Regions from separate parts of the Homo sapiens genome. Here all the other regions are linked to region 3. A link is a contact called in ENCODE Hi-C or POLR2A ChIA-PET data. All regions are on one chromosome and are shown on one strand. The core of a region is the stretch at or near the end of the contact, and the rest is flanking DNA. Distances in the headings are between cores, read along the strand shown.

Evidence for each region. Hi-C counts contacts between places; a loop is a spot of excess contacts on that map. ChIA-PET counts read pairs that join two places held with the same protein, here RNA polymerase II (POLR2A). Pooled maps may share reads with other maps.
Region 1: a loop to region 3 is called in a pooled map, with 6 times the contacts of the local background. The contact joins the promoter of GTF2H1 here to the enhancer-like site in region 3. A Hi-C loop is called at or near these places in 2 of 37 single-sample maps with no recorded cell type and 3 of 50 pooled maps. POLR2A ChIA-PET finds 5 or more read pairs at or near these places in 1 of 52 experiments (activated T-cell).
Region 2: a map with no recorded cell type shows a loop between it and region 3 (8-fold over the local background). The contact joins two enhancer-like sites. A Hi-C loop is called at or near these places in 6 of 37 single-sample maps with no recorded cell type and 4 of 50 pooled maps.
Region 4: a loop to region 3 is called in a pooled map, with 6 times the contacts of the local background. The contact joins the promoter of INSC here to the enhancer-like site in region 3. A Hi-C loop is called at or near these places in 2 of 37 single-sample maps with no recorded cell type and 3 of 50 pooled maps.

The regions. Positions count from the first base shown.
Region 1 is chr11:18,320,747-18,324,253 of GRCh38, reverse strand. It overlaps GTF2H1 (general transcription factor IIH subunit 1), which reads right to left and starts at 1,687. Exons shown (of 15, transcript NM_005316.4): 1 at 1,514-1,687. HPS5 (HPS5 biogenesis of lysosomal organelles complex 2 subunit 2) reads left to right here and starts at 2,114. Exons shown (of 23, transcript NM_181507.2): 1 at 2,114-2,308. RefSeq lists enhancers at 1,710-2,129, 2,140-2,439, 1,330-2,529, 1,667-2,616.
Region 2 is chr11:18,763,058-18,766,161 of GRCh38, reverse strand. PTPN5 (protein tyrosine phosphatase non-receptor type 5) reads left to right here. Exons shown (of 15, transcript NM_006906.2): 3 at 279-355. Among named protein-coding and RNA genes, the nearest start is that of PTPN5, 27 kb to the left of the region's middle. Within about 2 kb of position 1,766, at least 3 of the 41 ENCODE cell types and tissues checked have a DNase peak (open chromatin) inside an H3K27ac peak, as active enhancers do.
Region 3 is chr11:16,900,833-16,904,037 of GRCh38, reverse strand. The region is part of intron 3 of PLEKHA7 (pleckstrin homology domain containing A7); the gene reads left to right. Among named protein-coding and RNA genes, the nearest start is that of SNORD147, 24 kb to the left of the region's middle. Within about 2 kb of position 1,762, at least 7 of the 41 ENCODE cell types and tissues checked have a DNase peak (open chromatin) inside an H3K27ac peak, as active enhancers do.
Region 4 is chr11:15,113,517-15,116,608 of GRCh38, reverse strand. INSC (INSC spindle orientation adaptor protein) reads right to left here and starts at 1,686. Exons shown (of 13, transcript NM_001042536.3): 1 at 1,606-1,686. RefSeq lists an enhancer at 1,979-2,512.

The DNA of each region.
Region 1 (3,507 bases), core at 438-2,937, 1.4 Mb before region 3:
CATGGTGAAACCCCGTCTCTACCAAAAATACAAAAATTAGCCAGGCATGGTGGCGTGCGCCTGTGATCCCAGCCGCTGGGGAGGCTGAGGCAGGAGAAGCCCTTGAACCCGGTAGATGGAGGTTGCAGTGAGCAGAGATCGCGCCATTGCACTCCAGCCTGGGCAACAAGAGCAAAACTCCGTCTCAAAAAAAAAAAAAAATGTCGGCTGAGTGAGGATAGCAGACCATCTCTTTTTTCTCCTTTCTGAATGAGGGACTTAAGCCTGCTAACAGGTACAAAGTTCTCTCCAGAGTTTAGTCCTTCTCTAAGTCCAAGGCCTGCTACTAGAGGTTACCTTCCCTGCGGTTGTGACCTCTCCATCTCAACTGCTCTGGTTTTGTCTTTTAAAAAATCTTAAGGTTGGCAACTTTGGCTTAATTACCTAAGTCCAGTTCAGTGGTTTTCAAACTGTGTTCCAAGGAGTGGCCTCTAGGATAGAAGTTAAGTGGGGTGGTGGGGCCTGGCCCTTTTAAATTTAGTTCCACCAGAGCATGCTGCTTTATATATTGGGTTCCAGATAAAAATTCATGGGGAGAAATTGTTCCACTCCTTTAAAATGTTTGAAAATCACAAGTCTGGATATTGGTTTGTATGGAGTCAATACTCACTGCAAAGCACATTTCATTCAAACCACTCAGTTTTTTTTTTGTTTTTGTTTTTAAGACTGGGTCTTCAAATGGACAAAGGGTGTATTTTTCATATCTTCTTTCCCCATCCCCATTTTACTGATGCTAAAATTGGAGTTTAGGAGTCATTTGGGGCCAGGCACTGTAGCATAATTCTGGCGCTTTGGGAGGTCTAGGCAGGAGAATCGCTTGAGCCCAGGAATTCGAGGTTACAGTGAGCTATTATCACGCCACTGCATTCCAGCCAGGACGACAGAACAAGACTCTGTCTCTTAAAAAAAAATAAGAAAAGTCACCTCCTTATTTAATTTGGCCTTTGAGAACACTGGGGGATTTACAAAATAATTACATATATCCAGGTACTCATGGTCTATTTTTCATCATTACACGACAATCAAATGACCAAAACTAGGAGTGTGTGGACTGGCACGTGTTAAGGTTTTTAAGAGAGGTAAGATTGACAGGTGGAAGCAAAAGGTGTGCAGACAACAAGGTGACAGCTTTTCTCTTACAGAATCCCAGACTCAACAGCACATTTCCTGACGGGAAGGGCTTCTCTGTCTGGGAGAGGCCTCCACTTCATTCTCATAAGCCAAATCTGATCCTGGCTTTGGGTAAACCTGCTCTCAATTTAAGAGCAGGTTTCCTTTAGACAAGTAGATTAGGGGTCGCCTCTTCCTCGCCTCGGGATAAGGGCAAACAAGACGCCAGGCTTGGGCGTTGGGAGGACGGCGACAGCGACGCTGGGAACAGGGGTAGAATCCACGCCGTCCAGCGGCCCCCAGGCCTGTCAGCTCCTCACCCGCCCACCCACCCGCCCGCCTGCATTCTTCGGTCTAAACTTACCAGGTGGAAGCTACAACTCTAGACAGGAAGTAACTAACTGGGTTGGATCCGGTCGAGTTCCGCTGCGCTTCTTAGAGCCGCTGCTGGGAAGAGGCCGAAACCCAGTGGCCGCAGCAGTAGCCACCGCCTCTGTTACTAGGGGGTCTCGCCTCCATCGCTGGCTGCGAGGAGTCTGAGGGCACGTGACCGGAAGTAGCAAGGCGGGCCCTGGGCACGTGACTCAAGAGCGCGGCCGCCATGACACCTTCCGCTAGTTCCCTCCCTCCCCCACGGGTTCCCGCCTGTTTCGTTTCCTCTCTCCGGTCTCGAGCGGCGAAGGGTCCTGGGATCCTGGCTGGCCCAACCATTTGGCCTAGAGCTCCTCCGGTTCCAGTCGGCGCCGTGTCTCCAGCCCGCAACGGCCCTGCGGTCGCAGGCCGTAGAGAGCGTAATCGCGACCGCGGCCTGAGGGGGAGGGACCACGCGGAAGGAGGGGCGTGACTCGTCACGTGATGAGGAAGTGCCGTTAGTAGCGTTGTTTCCAGTCTGCGGCTCTCCTGGATGACGTCAGCAAGGAAGGGGAGGAACGCGAGGGGAGACTGAAGTTCACGTTCCGCTCTTAGTGCGCGGTGAGTTCCCCGGCGCTAAGCCGGGAGACAAGATCCGATCTACTGAGAGCTGCGAGGTACTGCCCTGGATGTGGTGGAGCTGGGCTGGGACCTCCGGGCTGCTGGTCTGTGAGCCTGGCTTTGAAAATTGGTTACTGGGTCTCCTCTCAAGAAATCTCAAGATATTAAAGTTACTGCTGTTAAAAAGGTAGTAGTTCCACTAGGCAAGGAGCTTTTTGTGGGTAGGGATTGTGTTTTGTTCATCCCTGTGTCTCTAGCGGTGTGTTCAGGTCCTGGAACATAGTAGGCACTCAGAATGTTGAATGAATGAATGTATAAATGAGTCAGTCGCCATTTGTCTGAGGCAGAGAGTTGTTTTCTGATCATTTCTTCTTGGATAGAAAGATCCCATTGTGAAAATGAGGCAGTCTGCAACTTCCCCTTCTCATTTCTTCAATTTTTGCTATCTTTCTTACTTCTTTCTCCTCTTCCTCCACGCACCTACTGGGGCAAAAGAGAAACATGTTTGCATTTGATGTGTGAGCAACAAACACTGAACTATTTTACGATAATGGAAAGATGAGATTTGGATTCAGGAGACGCGTATTCTAATCTCAGCTCTACCATTTATGAACTCTGTGATCCTTGGGCAAGCCAGTCTCCCAAAAGTTGTTTCATTTACTTTGGTTAAGCATTTGTCGCCAACTTCTATGTTCTTAGTTTTTGGTAGAGTGCCTTCACAGAAGTAACATTTAAACTCAGCTTTGCAGAAAGGTAGGGTTTTGGTAAATGGGGGAAGATTCCATAAACATCATATATTAAACCATGGAGGCACAGCAAGTTTATGGAATGAAAAAGAAAAAAAGAGTCGAGTCCAATGTAGTTGGAGAATAGAGAGGTTAAGATGGGAAATAAGGCTGGAAAAAGAAGCAGGGAGGAGATAACAGATTTTCAAGAAATAGAGCTGTTGAAGGCTTGTACAATATTATGTATATATTTTTTAAATTTTATTGTGGAAAATTTCAAACGCAGACAAAAGTAGGATAATAAATTGAACCCTCATGTACACTTAACGCAACTTGAACAATTATCAGCATTCTGCTGTTCCTCTTTATACTGTTTGTACATTTCTAGGTACTTTTTATATCCATTGTTGCATTTGATTAATAGCAGCTTTCAATTTGAGCTCAGTTCTACTGTATGTAGCTACTGGCTAAGAAGATTTTATTTATGTAAACAATTTCTTTGGGTTTTAGTTGACCACTTGCTCTGTTGAATCAATGTGTAACATGGCCACTTAAACACAACTAATACTGTTTTTAGGTTGTAATATAGAAACTTAGTGTCTAGATCCAGGAAGTTAGTGTTTCTACTCTATTCTGGGCTCATCTAACTACTTAAGGAGTA
Region 2 (3,104 bases), core at 517-3,016, 1.9 Mb before region 3:
CTCCTACTGTAGAGGTGATGATGATGGTGATGATGATGATGATGGTTGTGATGATACTGCTGCCACTGATTCCACAAGGAAGACACCTGCAAAATTCTGCTCCTGCCTCTGCAGCTTGACCCCTCAACAGGCTGGTATTTTCCTCAGGTCCCTTTGATGGGGTGGGGTTATTCAAAGGGATACAGAATACAGGAGAGGGAGCCTTCTTATCTTTGCTCAGGGTTTTTGTCTTGATCCTGGCTCAACAGCATATTCTTACCTTTTCCATCCTGCTGCAGGAGTGAGAGAGAGAACCACGCTGCTGATGACTCCGAGGGAGGGGCCCTGGACATGTGCTGCAGTGAGAGGCTACCGGGTGAGTCTTCTCAGCACCCAGCTCCTCCCAGACCTCAGAATGGAGAGACAATGCCCCGGCTGAAGCTGGGGCTGGAGTAAAGCCTAGCTAGCTGTGAACTTGCGCAAGAATATCCATGCAGCTGCTCCATAGCTCTTCGTTTAAATGGGGACTTGTTTTTCTAATCCCTGATGCCTTCTGACCTGTTATCACTTGGAGCTGCTCTAGGCTCACATGGAGGGAAGAGCAGGCAATTGAAGGTGTGCTAGGAAGTGAAAAGAAGGACGAAGAGCTGAGGAGTACAGGGCTCCTAGGGAATGACCACTGACCATTCAGGGCTGGGCTGACTTCAAGAGGTAAGGGTAGGAAGCAAAACCTGAAGGCAGCATGAGCCAAGGATGGGGTGGGGGATGTGGAGAACTACCTGACCTCCCTGTTGAGAAGCCCGGCTTGAGGGTGAAACTGTGCTGCTTGAGTCCAGTTGACCACAGTTGCAGGGAGCCAAGCCATTGCAGCCACCGTGGAGATATTACCAAGGCACTCTTGCCCACAGGGTGGCAGCTCGTCCCAGTTGTAGCCCCATGACCCACGCCATGATAAACAGCCTCAGAAGGAAGAAAAAGAAGGGGTGGGGGGAGAGTTTTACATTTTTTTATAAGTTTTTATTGTTCTTTTCCTTCTTATAACAAAAGGTTAACTGTCAAAATATTAGAAAATAAATACAAATAAAAAAAGAAAAATCGCCATAATCCTGTAACATAGCATATATTTTCATATCTCTCCTTCTGAACATTTTGTTAGAAGACAAGTCTTTTGGGCCAGGTGCGGTGGCTCATGCCTGTAATCCCAGCACTTTGGGAGGCCAAGGCGGGCAGATCACGAGGTCAGGAGATCGAGACCATCCTGGCTAACATGGTGAAACTCCGTCTCTACTAAAAATACAAAAAATTAGCCAGGCGTGGTGGCGGGCGCCTGTAGTCCCAGCTACTTGGGAGGCTGAGGCAGGAGGATGGCGTGAACCCAGAGGGCAGAGCTTGCAGTGAGCCGAGATCGCGCCACTGCACTCCAGCCTGGGCGACAGAGTAAGACTCCGTCTCCAAAAAAACAAAACAAAACAAAACAAAACAAAGACAAGTCTTTTGAACTCTAACGTTGAAATTCCAAACCTGTAGCTTTTCAGAGACCTCATGATTGGCAAGGAACCTTAGAATGGAGTCTTCACGTGATACTCTTTAAGATAGACATTGGAAACAACCAGGTATGAGTCTAAAGCGATGACTCTTCAAAATAAGTGGTATTTTATTCACACCACACTCAGTGCCCCAGCTCCTGAGGAAGCCCTTTGATGCAGTTCATACCTTAACCAGTAGGGGGTGCCATTGCTCAAAACACTTGGGACAGCCTGTTGAGACGGTCTAAGATGGGACCGTCTGTCTAGAAGAGAATTCTCTGAAAAGATGTGAGAACTTCCTGAATATCTGAATGGCTGTCTTGCGGAAGGGGCAGCAGATCTATTCTGTGTATCTTAGGATGACGTAAGCCCAAGGCATTGAAATTAAAAACAGGCCTTTGGCCCATAGACGCAGAACTCTCTGACTCTAAAAGTGGTCCAGTCATAGAACTCAATAATTCCAGAGGAAGAAATGCGTGTTCCGTCACAGGAGGCATTCAAGTACTAGATAGATAGACAATGGAGAGGAAATTTCCACAATGGATGGGAGGTCCAGATGACATCAGAAGTCCCCTTCAACTATTAAACAGTTCTGTGATTCAGATATGAGTCATAGAATTCGGAGATGACTCTACAATCAGGGATGGCACCACTGACTAGAAGAAATCTGCAGAAAATAGGACAGGATGAATAGGAGTCCAGAGAGTAGCACGGTGTGGAGGAAGAAAGAGCATGGGATTTGGCGTTTGAGTCCGCCTGTTCTGCTTCAGGCTGTGTGTTTATGCACAAGTCACTTAACCTTGCTGGAGCTCCAGTCCCTCATCTGTGAGCAGAAACAATAGCAATATGAATATTTATCCTCACAAGTGTCCTGGGGGAATAAATAAATGTAACCACTCAGTCATTCACTCAAGTACTTATTGAGCACCTACTAGGTCTCAGGTACTAGGTGCTAGATATATAGAGGTAAATAAAACAGACATAGTCCCTTCCCTAAGGAAAGTTCATGGACAACTTCAGCTCTGAGCTGCTTCTGCAAAATGGGATGAAGCCGCAGCAGAGAGGCTGCAGTAATAAGCATAATAGGTTAAATCCCAATGTTCTCTCCCATTTCTCCCCAAAAGCAAGCAACCAGTGTAGAATAGAAGAGTTTTGGTCATGGAATATCCTAGGAAATCAGTGTCATTTGCTACCCCTTCTTACAGATGAGAGGACCAAGGCCCAGGGAGCTTAGGCAGTCTGTCCAAGGTCACTTAGCTGGTAGAGGGAGGATTCACTCCAGGCAGTCTCTCTCAGTAGCCCGTGTCGTCACCGCTACCTTGTTCTGCCTCTGTTGTCCCCATGGAGCCACTGTCATCTTCTGGCACCCTGTGGACTGAGGCAGAAAGAGTTTAGGTGCGTTTGTTCCAGACAGGAGTTTGGAGGAGGTAGACAACGTCCCTGTGCCTGTCCCTATCTGTGTCCTTCCTCTGGGAAGTCCTGCTTGCAGAGGCCGAGCAAGTTGTGTGACCCTCTAGACTCCCACGATGCTGTCCTGATAGGGGATTGCAGTAATTATTTGCCTCCTCCATGGGGTCATGAGCTCTCTGAAGGCAAGGA
Region 3 (3,205 bases), core at 513-3,012:
GCTGTGAAAGATCTGAGGGAAAGATAGTGATTTGCAGAATTGTACAGCAGGAATGTAGAGCAGGCTGTATCTTTGTACCATGTTGAAGAATGAAGTTGCAGCGATCCTTTTCCAGTCTCTGAAGGAAGAGAACATGGCAAGAAGGACAAAAACTGAAAGGCCTGTTTGCTGTCTGACTGTGTGCTGCCCCAGGTGGCTGCTGAAACTAAATCAATTTGTGGAAGGCATGGAAGAGTTTTCTTAGTTTGATTATGTCTTTTGGAATTGAATGGGCAAATAGAATTTCTTTGAAAGATGTCTCTATTTCTGCCTGGAGGACTCTGTAATTTGGACGTTGTGAGAAGAGCCTATCTTTATTTTGAATTTGGAACCATTGACTCCCCTTTCTTTATGCTGTGAGTTATTTATATGCCAAGAAGCACAGTGGAGGCCTTTTCACCTTCTCATGACTTTAAGAAATACAGGAAAACAGCATTCTCTACAATCCATAATCCCTGAGTGTTGGCAACAAAAAAATGAAAGATATTCTAATGTAGGCGTCTGTGCAATGGTGATGGGTTATGGATGGTCAATGAGAACCTTGGCTGCCAGTCCTGGGAACTGATCTCAGCCTTCCCTGGGACCCTCTGGATGAGGGGATCCTCATTCACCTAACTGAGCAAACATCCCAAACATGCTCTGTTTGCCCATTTATTCATTCCATTCATTAATGTACTCATTGATTCCATTTGGTTCACTTCAGCTACTGATCACCTAATGTTATATGCCAGGCCGTGTGCATGGCTGTAATTATAGAGCTGTGACTAAGACCTTCCTTCCTTCCTGTTCAGTCAGGGTTCAGTAGCAGTAGTGAGAAGTTATTCTCGCTTTTCTAAACAGAAATGGATTTAATACAGTGAACTAGGTGTTTACATCATGATTGGAAGGGTGCAGGAGTAGGCTCTAGGCTGACCTTTGGCAATGATAACTAAAACAAGACTGTGAAAATGGCCCATAAGTAATTGTTTTCATTTTCCTTTTAATTCAACTCTTTTGAGCTCCCCTTGCCCTTTGCTCCCAACTTCTCTGTCCCAGATCTTAGGCTCTCTCCTTATGGGAAGAGCTGTTTCAAAGCATTTATGGATTGTAAAGTGTGAATAAGGGTGTTGTTAATAATAACTGTCACTTGCTGACTGTTTATTGTGTGCCCAGCTGTCTGCTAAGTCCTTTACCTGTGTTATTTCAATCCTCACATCTGTTGGGTAGTTAATATTATCTCTACATTGCAGAGAAGGAACCTGAAGCTAATAAAAGTTAAATGACTTGCCTAGGATAATTCAGCTAATAAGTAACATTTGAATTCAGGGAGTGTCTCTGTCCAGAGGTACTTGCAGTTTAAAAGACAAGCTGGGCCAAAGAAGATACACAAATGACCAATAAGCAAATGAAAAGATGCTCAGCATCATTAGCCATCAAGGAAATGCAAAACAAAACCGTAATGAAATACTACTTTACACACCCTAGGATGTTTATATTAAAAAGGACAGATACTTTAGAAGTGCTGGTGAGGGCGTAGAGAAGTGGGAACACTGATGCACTGCTGGTAGAAGTGTAAAATGGTGGAGCCACCTTGGAAGCCAGCTGCACGTTCTCAAAAGGTTAAACGTAAAGTTACCATATGAGTCATGAATTCCATTCCTAGGTATATACCCAAGAGAAGTGAAACCATGTCCACCTACACAAAAACTTGTACGCAATTCATAGCTACATGATTCATAATATCCTCAAAGTGAAAACCCAAAGTCCGTCAACTGATGGGTGGATAAATAAAATGTGGTGTGTCTATATAATGGAATATTATCTGGCCATAGGAAGGAATGAAGTACTGGTACATGCTACAACAAGAACGCAACAATGAACCTTGTAAACATTATGCTAAATGAAAGATGCCAGTCACAAAAGATGACCTAGTGTCTAAGCCTATTTATATGGAATGTCCAGAATAGGGAAATCCAGAGAGATAGAAAGTGGATTTATGGCTGCCTAGGGCTGGAGCTGGGGTGATCGCTAGAGAGTATGGGACTTCCATTTAGGGCAATGAAATGTTTTAAATTTGATTGGGGTGATGATCGTATAACTCTCAGTATACTAAAAGCCATTGCATTGTATACTTTATTTTTATTATATTTTGAGACAAGGTCTGGCTCTTCTGCCTAGGCCGGAGTGCACTGTGTGATTTCCACTCACTGCAACCTCCACCTCCTGGGTCAAACCATCCTCCCACCTCAGCCTCTTGAGTAGCTGAGACTATAGGCGTGCACCACCATACCCAGCTAATTTTTTTGTATTTTTTGTAGAGATGGGGTTTTGCTATGTTGTCCAGGCTGGGCTTGAACTCATGAGCTCAAGCTATCTTCCGGCCTTGGCCTCCCAAAATGCTGGGATTACAGGCGTGAGCCACCATGCCCAGCTACACTGTACACTTTAAGTGAATTGTTTGACATGTGAATTCTATCTCAATAAAGCTGTTCCTTCCCACCCCCGAAAAAAGAGAAAAGACATATTGGGAAGGATAATGCTTACCTAAATAAATGAGTTGCTAGTGGTGGAATTTAGAGGAGAAAGGATAAACCCCCATGCAGTTTTCTCAAACTTTTGGCTTATATTAGTTTGTCTTCACTATAGTAAAGTGAAAAAATGGATTTAATTTAGCACAAAATTAAATATTGAGCTCTCAGCCTATTGTCTGGCTGGTGAGCCTAGAGCTGATTTATTTTTTCTTCAGCTCTCTGCTTTCCTAGACAGCTTTTTTCCATTTTTCTCTAAGGAGTATATATTATTTTTTATAAGTAGGGAACCAAAAATGTTTCATAAAATATGTATCCCATTGGGTCATACAAAAAGAACATCATGGCTGGGTGCAGTGGCTCATGCCTGTAATCCCAGCACTTCGGGAGGTCGAGGCAGGCGGATCACCTGAGGTCAGGAGTTCGAGACCAGCCTGGCCAACATGGGGTGAAACCCTGTCTCTACTAAAAATAAAAAAATTAGCTGGCTGTGGTGGCGGGCGCCTATAATCCCAGCTACTAGGGAGGCTGAGCAGGAGAATCATTTGAACCTGGGAGGTGGAGGTTACAATGAGCTGAGATCGCGCCACTGCACTCCAGCCTGGGTGACAGTGAGACTCTGTCTCAAAAAAAAAAAAAAATAAAAAATCATGACTTCC
Region 4 (3,092 bases), core at 437-2,936, 1.8 Mb after region 3:
GGACAGGTCTAGAAGCTCTACTAAGAAGAATAACACCACCACTCAGCTGGTATTTTAGGGCACCTACTCTTCCAAGCGCTGTATAGTGTGTGCCCAGTGGTCACCAGGGGGAGGAGGTCATGGAGAAGATTCTGTCCAGAAAAAAAGATAACCACTGGAAGAAAGGAAAGGAGCAGAGCAAATGCCATCCCTCCACCAGCCTGTGGGAGGGAGACTCAAAGTAGGGTTGAACGAAACCAAAGAAGAGAAAGAATCAACCCAGCTCAATTCACTGTCCTCCCTGCCAAATGGTTGCCTTGGGACCCAACCCAGAAAGGTCACTGCTTCTCTGCAGCAAGTGTAATCCAGAGTATAAACTACAGCATGGAGCAAATTATATATGCTGAGCTCCATGTCAGATCCCAGCCTGACCTGGCTTGCCTTCCAAAGGCAGTGTTTGGAAGTTTTCACTTCTAAAAGGGCGAACAGTGCTTCTAAGTCCCAGAGCTAAAGGGACAAGATGCTCTCTGGCTGAGCTCCATGGACAGCCTCAGTTTCAGATTCAATGGAACCCCTCAAAGGCACCACATCACCATCTGCCCTGACCCCCACAGCCAAAGTCCCTGACTTAAAATATTCCCCACTGAGGCCAGTTTCTTGGACCCATTGTCAGAGGTATAATATATAGATTAAAAGGGGCAAAAGTGGGAGGAGGCTAGCGGCTGAGGGTGGGGCCACACCAGGGATACATTTGCGCATATGCATTGAACAAAGTGGGTGCATGTTGCATACATGTCGTTGTCCACAGGTATACATGTTGAAAGTGTGAATGGTTGCATGGCTATCCTGAGAAGAGTGTGTGCAAGACTGGTGCACATGGACAGGAATGTGTGTATGCTGAGCATGTAAGCGTGGGTGCACTGCGAGTGTTTGTGGGTGGCCATGGCCATATGGTCCACTCATCCCCTGGCCTCCTGTCTCTTCTCCTGGTTTAAGAGTGGGGTCTCCCAAGCTGTCTCCCTGACCCTGGTCTAGCCAGATGGGGTTAGTCAGAGCCACATTCACTCCAGTGTTGTGTGAGGGCTCTGAGCTTCTGTCCTTCTCCAAGCCCTGAGAAACCAAAGCTGAATGACCCACAGAGAAGACACCCCAGCTGGGACAAGTCAGGTCACCTTAGAAAGCCTGAGTTCAGATAACACTCCCTAGCCCCAATTTCTGCCTTCCTGGGTTCACACTGGCACATCCACTCATCCACATGTGGACTGGCTCAGCCCACCTGGGGGCCTTCCTGCCACACACACAGGCATTTCCACAGGTACAGACACAGTGCACCCAGGGCAGCAGGTGCCACACAGGCAAATACCTGTGGCCCACTCCAGGCCACCACACACTCTGACACACTCGTTCACCCACACTCGCACCCTGGGGCACATGCTAGAAAATTCCACATGTGGACATCCCATCCAGACACACTCCCTCACACTGGCGCAAGCTCCCCTTCACAAGCACTCCCACTGACACACTTACACCTACTATCCAATTAGTGACAAACCTGCACTGTTCCCAACTAGGCTAGCAGAGGCATCACCAGCCCCCTGAATCCAGCTAGGGGAGCTGTCTACTTACTTAGCGTGCGAGACAGGCTGGTAGTGCGAGCGGCCAGTGGTGGCGGGGCGCAGCTGGAGCTCCAGAGGCCGCGCGCAAAGTGGCCGCTCTGCCGGCCCAGCCCGAGAGGCCGCCCCTGGCCCCCGCCCCACCCCCCGCCCCGTTCTCCCCCGCCCGCCCTCTCCGAGGCGGTCGCAGCCTCCCAAGGACCTTCCACAGCAGCGCGCTCCCTGCCAAGCCTTGGTCCCGCGTCAGCCACGGCTGCCTGCTGTCTCCGCGGGACTACGAGGCTATTTCGGTGCCCCTGGGGGGGGAAACATGGCCCTCCCTCCCATCTGCAGGAGCGCTGGAATGGGGACGCGGTCAGGCCTAATTAGAGACCGGGCTCCCCCGGGCCAGGCGGCAGGCACCAGGGTGATCGCCCGGGAGCCGCGAAGCCGTCCAGGCGGGGTCGCCCACAAGGTGCCCCGCATGCCAACATCTGGAGAGGGGAAGGGAATGTGCCGCGATCGTTTCCCTTGGAGCTGAAACAAAACAAGGAGGGATTTGGGTGCAGTTCACTTGCTAGGAAGGAGGAAGCCACCCAGCTTTGATAGACCCCAAACGCCTAGAATGAGACGGTTTATTCACCGCAGGTGCTTCCCTCTGGAACCTTGCTCACACACACCTAAGTCACCCTCCACATCTTGGACCTGCCAAAAATGACGAGGGGTTGTTGCAGAAACTCCTTCTAACTTCGGCACATAAGATCAGACCCCACCCCCCACCCCCCACCCCCGTCCTGGACTCTGTCAAATAGCTAAATCTAGAGGAACTTGATTCCTACCCAAAAGCTCGGGAATGTGGCATTTTTGACCTGGAAGAAAGCTTCCAGATCATTTCATACAACTCCCCCTCCCCCGCCTCCGCCATCTTGCTATGAGGCTCCCAGAGCCCAGAGAATCTTGACCTATTCTTGGAGGTCCTCAAGCAAAGGCAGCCCCTGGTCTCCCTTGAGCCCTGTTCCAAAGCTTGAACTCTCTTACTGACAGAAAGATCTCCTTGACATCTAACCTAAATCTCTCACATGCAAACTATGTCAATTTGCTCACAATATGTATTCAGGGAGAAGGAGCTCAACTCAGTCCCCATGACAAAACGACCACGCCGAGGTCCCACTGCAGCCTTCTCTTCCTTAATGCTAATAATCTCTATTTCTTTTTTCAGGCTCTGGCTGAAGCTAACTGCTGCTCCCTGGACTCGAACACACACAGTAGCTCTCTGATATTAACTCTCCTCCTCAGCTCTCTGGGGGCCCAGGGCTCAGAAGGTGGCCAAATCATTCCTCTCAGACAAGCCAGCTTCAACTCTACCCTCCAGTCATCCAGAACAGCCTGATTCTACTCCCCAAGTTCCCTGAGAGGGGCCTCAGTTCCTGTTTCAACAAGTGCTGTCTAGGGCTGGGGACAGGGCTTGGTGCCGCCTGGCTGGGCATTACCACTGAAACCACAGTCTTACAGACTGTTTGC